Linked DNA regions of Homo sapiens: region 2 is linked to region 1. Evidence: chromatin loops called from intact Hi-C (ENCODE). Cell type or tissue: CD4-positive, alpha-beta T cell. All regions are shown on one strand. Each heading gives the region's core, and the rest is flanking DNA. Links, peaks and the distances in the headings are about the cores only.

Evidence for each region. Hi-C counts contacts between places; a loop is a spot of excess contacts. Peaks named below come from ENCODE experiments on the same cell type or tissue, not always from the same donor. Only the 100,000 strongest peaks of a DNase experiment are listed, where the experiment ranks them.
Region 2: a loop joins it to region 1, with 3 times the contacts of the local background. A loop is called at or near these places in 4 of 110 quality-filtered maps.

What each region holds. Positions count from the first base shown.
Region 1 is chr9:72,472,608-72,475,526 of GRCh38, reverse strand. No RefSeq gene overlaps it. Among named protein-coding and RNA genes, the nearest start is that of TMC1, 48 kb to the left of the region's middle. RefSeq lists an enhancer at 1,820-1,919. In CD4-positive, alpha-beta T cell, for the core only: no CTCF peak of the experiment used is centred there; a DNase peak (open chromatin) is centred at 1,816.
Region 2 is chr9:72,422,797-72,425,715 of GRCh38, reverse strand. No RefSeq gene overlaps it. Among named protein-coding and RNA genes, the nearest start is that of ZFAND5, 59 kb to the right of the region's middle. In CD4-positive, alpha-beta T cell, for the core only: no CTCF peak of the experiment used is centred there; a DNase peak (open chromatin) is centred at 1,365.

The DNA of each region.
Region 1 (2,919 bases), core at 316-2,815:
CTGTAATCCCAGCTACTCGGGAGGCTGAAGCAGGAGAATCTCTTGAACCCAGGAGGCAGAGGTTGCAGTGAGCTGAGATCGTGCCACTGGAGGGAAAAAAAAAAGTATAAATGAGGAAAGAGTAGATGAGTTGGCATATTAAATTAAAACTTTTATGTCATACATTAAAAAAACTGTCAAACCAAAAGAAGTTTTCAATCAAAAAAGCTGTTACTGAACCAGATTATGAAAAAGGGATACTTAAGGTAAAACAGGGACTTCTGAGAACAGGCAAGTAGATTCTGTTCTGATGTTTAATCAGACATAAATATCTACAGAAAATTGTTCTTTAGAAAGAAAAATACATCTACTGTTCAAATACATATTTATTGTGGATTAAGAATGTGTCATACACATACAGGAGATATTCCCTGATGTGTTTATTGTAGAGTTGGGCAGTCACTGTGCGATGATGGTATCTTGTTCCCTGTCTCACCAACAGCAGACTTTATTTTCCTCTGGAGTTTGTTGAAAGGTTTTTCAGTGTTCTGAGAATTGGGAGTCATTATGGAATGCACACTGAAAATACTTGCTTATTCAGAATAAGCTGAAAGTAAAGGGCTATTATTTCCCGTCTGAATCGTTCTAATGGGATGGGTCATCAGTTTCTTTCCAAAATGTTTATATTTAAAATGTTTTCCTTTTTCTCTCACTGAAAACTTCTGTTGCTTAAGAGCAGAGTAACTGTGTTTGCAAACTCCTGATGACCCTGTGTAAGCACCATGATTACAAACTCAAGGCTAGACTTCAATGCTGTATGTTATATCACAAAATAGCTGCTAAAAATCAGACTCTGTTCAGAGTGATTTGGGGAGAGGTCGTTTTGTTTCCAAATTTACCGTTATTATTATTCTATGCATATCCACAAATCAGTTGGCCTTTCCAATTGTGAAGTAGTTACTATTAGCTGTATTTAGAGAATTGAGAACGCACCTCTACTATATGGAGGTGGGCTTTGGAATCTGAAAGACTTGGAATCATGTCCTGCTTCTGCTCCTTAGTAGCTGAATGATCTTTAGCAAATCCTATAACCTCTGTGGGCCTTTGTTTTCCTGTCTTCAAAATGGCATTCAGATCTGCTCTTCAGGGTTGTTGTGAGATTAAAAGAGAAAATTACTGTAAAGCATTAAGCACAGTGGTGAAAATTTAATAATAAATATGTTAGGACAAAAGCAGTTTCAGTTTGTCAGGATGTAAGCCACAGAAACAACTTTCCAAGAGAAGTCAACGAGTAACCTTCAGAGGAAATTATTGAGTTTTTAAAGCTGGTCATTTCCATTTGCTTATGAAAAAATTGTTTGTGCTTACTAGGTTCAAGGAGAATATGTATGAGCAGGGAGGGAAAAGAGAAGGAAGATAGGTCTGGGTAGCTGAATTAGTTCCTTAAAGAATTTAAACTGGTAGTAAACAAGAAGATAAGACTTGCCAGTAAAAGGCCATAAATCAGAACTGAAAGTTATACCTGCTGTAACAGAGATGCAGTCAAAGAGGAATGGCACCTGGGAAGAAGAAGAGATTATTTTGCCTCTGACTTCATTTTTCTTTCATAGTCATGACTCTGAAAACCATAGCAAAGCCCATCCTATAAAATTATCTTTCTCAATTCACATGATTTAGAGAATTTTAGAATTCAAATATATTTTTAAGAGTTTGTGTTTAGAACTTCTACATTTTACAGGTGAAGAAACAAGATGAAGTCAAGTAATCAAGTTAGAGTAAGACCAAACCATGAAGTCATTTATTATGTTCTTCCTGCTTCACATGACCCATGAGTTCTCTTTCTCTGAGTCAACTGGAAATACCCTTTATACATTGCATGTCTCTTCTACCAGAAGAAAACTTGCAAATTGCAAATGAAAAATCTCTACAATAGTTTGGGCTTTAGGCTTTTCCATGGCCTTTTTCCTTCTGCTCTTTTCCACTCTATTTTTTCCTCCAGAGGTTTTCATTTCTACCTAGACTACATGGCTTTCTTCACCTGTTAATCTATTGCCTAATAAACAAACCCAGTTGACCCTGAGCCAGTGGCTTTTTTCTTTCCTTCCTTTCTTCCACCCTTTCTTCCTTCTGTCCTTCTTCCTTCCGTATTTCCATGTGGTTTCCTAAGACACTAGACTTAGACCTAGTATTCCTAGATTGACCAAAGATCCCTGGTGTCCAATTGTGGAAAACGTCGGAAGGAGTTCTAGGCATGGTAGGCATCTCAGCAGGACTTGATGTAGACAGAGACCAGTGAGTAGCAGGATTTGCCTAGTGCCTCAGTTAAAGATTCTGCACCCTTGGTGTAAAACTGAAGAAGGTGGGGAATCCCAAGAATCATTGAGATTGAAACTCCCAACAGTCTATATTGGAGTCAAAATTAAATAGAAAGAAAAAAATAGAGGGGAAGGTAGGAAGGAAAAAAGGAATAAAGGAAGGCAATATTTCTTACATACTTAAGCTATGGGCTGACATTCATGAACACTAAGCTTTATTGACACAGTGATGTAGTAATGATATTTTCTTTATACATCATAAGAAAGATAGTTTTCATTCATAGCTACAGAGTAATCAGAGTAATTATTCTCAGACCAAGTAAAAATTTGATAGCTACCATTACTGAGCATCCACTAGGAACTTTATCTATATCTATATCTGTCTATCTATCTATCTATCTATCTATATATATATATATATATATTTTTTTTTTTTTTTTTTTTTTTTGAGATGGAGTCTCACTCTGTAGCCCAGGCTGGAGCACAGTGGCACGATGTCAGCTCACTGCAACCTCCAGCTCCCGGGTTCACGCCATTCTCCTGCCTCAGCCTCCCAAGTAGCTGGGACTACAGGCGCCTGCCACCATGCCCAGCTAATTTTTTTGTATTTTTAGTAGAGATGGGG
Region 2 (2,919 bases), core at 317-2,816, 50 kb after region 1:
TAATTGACCCTATAAAACAGACAACTGGCTGGGTATGGTGGCTCACACCTGTAATTCCAGCACTTTGGGAGGCTGAGGTGGGTGGATCACGAGGTCAGGGGTTCGAGACCAGCCCGTCCAACATGGTGAAACTCCGTCTCTACTAAAAATACAAAAATTAGCTGGGCGTGGAGGTGCGTACCTGAAATCCCAGATACTCAGGAGGCTGAGGCAGGAGAATCCCTTGAACCCGGGAGGCGGAAGTTGCAGTGAGCTGAGATTGCACCATTGCACTCCAGCCTGGGCAACAGGGCAAGACTCCGTGTCAACAACAACAACAACAGAAGAGTTCGAGACCACCTGGCCAACATGGTGAAACCCCTACTAAAAATACAAAACTTAGACAGGTGTGGTGGCAGGTAATCCCAGCTACTCAGGAGGCTGAGGCAGGAGAATTGCTTGAAACGGGAAGGTGGAGGTTACAGAAGCTGAGATCATGCCACTGCACTCCCATCTGGGCCACAAGAACAAGTCTGTCTCAAAAAAAAAAACAGACAACTACAAAATCTCAGCAGCAAAAACATAAAGTATTTATTTTTCACTCAAGCATCTACAGGGATTCAGCTGATCTAGGCTGGGCTCTAAGCTTTGGGAAGAATTTTGGTCTGGTTCTACATTTCTTTTATTTTTCTGCGACCAGTGCCTGGAACGTGCACAAGCACAGCTCAAGCCTCTGCTTCATCACATCTGCTAACAGCCCACTGGTCACACAACCACGCCTAAAGCCAAGGAGCTGGAAAGTACACTTTTCCTACTCTAAACCTATGGCTGGGCCGGGCGCTATGGCTCATGCCTATAATTCCAGAACTTTGGGAGGCCAAGGCAAGCAGATCACCTAAGGTCAGGAGTTTGAGACCAGCCTGACCAACATGGTGAAACTCCATCTCTACTAAAAATACAAAAATTAGCCAGGCATGGTGGCGGTTGCCTGTAATCCCAGTTACTCAGGAGGCTGAGGCAGGAGAATTTCTTGAACCTGGGAGGCGAAGGTTGAAGTGAGCCAAGATCGCACCATTGCACTCCAGCCTGGGCAACAGAGCAAAACTCTGTCTCAAAAAATAAAATAAAATAAAATAAAATAAACCCATGACAGGGATATAAATGTATAATATTACTATAACAGGGGAATGAAGAATTACAGCCAATAACTTAATCTGCAATACCATAGATGTTGCCAGGAGAATGTGTCATTGATGGCACATTATATATCACATTACTGGGCCTTTATATATCAGGAAAACATCACACCAAAATAAGAAGAGGGCTTATGATCCTCAGAGCTGGAAAGAACCTTAGTTGACAGATGAGGAAATTCAAGCTTCAAAAGAGGAAGGATCCTTCCCACAGTCATATGTCTGGGAGTGGCCTACCAAGTTTAGGCAAATTTACTTTTCAACACAAAATAGTGAAATCCACCAGAGGAAGGGGAGGCACCCTTTCCCCAAGAAAAAGAGAGTCAGTTCTGGTAACAAGATCCTAAAGATGAAATAGTCTTCATAAATTGCAAGGGTTTCACTGAAACACAGAACTCCCTGGGCCTCCTGGAAATTTTTATCAAGAATGCAAATAAGACATAAACAACTCACAGCTTCCATAACTATTATGCCTAATTTAACAGAAATAATTTCATCTGTATGTACTCTGTAATCTTCACCCCTCTTCAAATTGAACCAGAAGTACCACAAATCATTGCCAAATTGATCCCATTTTGTTATTTCCCTTGATGGTACCAGCCTACTGGTCCTTGAAAGTATCCAGTGCTTCACCCTCCACCCAGGGAGCCCATGCCGGGCACCTCCTTGCTCTTTCAAGGCCCTCCCTCATGTGACACCCAAAACTACTGCACTTTTTTTTCCCATTACATTTTAGCCCTGTTTTCACAAAAGACATAAATGACTTGTCTAACATTTTAACACCAGGGCCTAACAGGGCCATACTCAAAGCCAATGTCTTGAAAAAATTAAGTAAAATAATAAACTATGGGCTGGGCGCAGTAGCTTACTCCTGCAATCCCAGCACTTTGGGAGGCCAAGGCAGGTGGACCACCTGAGGTCAGGAGTTTGAGACTAGCCTGGCCAACATGGCGAACTCCGTCTCCACTAAAAATACAAAAATTAGCCTAGCATGGGGGTGGGCGCCTGTAATCCCAGCTACTCAGGAGGCTGAGGCAGGAGAATCGCTTGAACCTGGGAGGCAGAGGTTGCAGTGAGCTGAGATCGTGCCATTGTACTCCAGCCTGGGCTACAAGAGAGAAACCCCATCTCAAAATAATCATAACCATAATCATAATCATAATAAACTATGAAGACCACACAGAGGTGTACTTATTGTTCCAATCAATTGAACCGTAAAACAAAGCTACTTTCCTATGCACAATTGTGTCCTTCTGGGTTAATAGGCACACATAATAAGCTGCTCACAGAAATGAACGCAAAGCACTGGCCCAAGTGGAGAATGAACCCCTGCATTTCTTCTGCAAATAGGGAAAGGAGCTTGGGGTGTAGTAGGAAACTGTTCCAAATTCCCTGGCATCTACAAATACTTAAATTTATCCATCAGAAGAAAAATAGTTTTATTTGGTAGAGCTCCAGAAAACAGAACTAGGACAAGTAGGTGAAGTTAGGGAGATAAATTATTTCTGTTCAAAATATGGGAAAACTGGGTGACAATCACTGCTGTCTAAAAATGGACTAGGTTGCCTCATGTGGCACCACATTCTGGATCACCTGTAGTGTCTGAGGAGAAGCAAAGTGACAATTGTCAAAGATGACATCCAGGGGATGCTTTCTGGGAGTGGGCAATAAGAAGGGATGATGTTATGAGGTGCTTCTGAGTCTGCAATTCCATTTTTCCCAATCCCCACCTCTTTCCAGCTTCAAT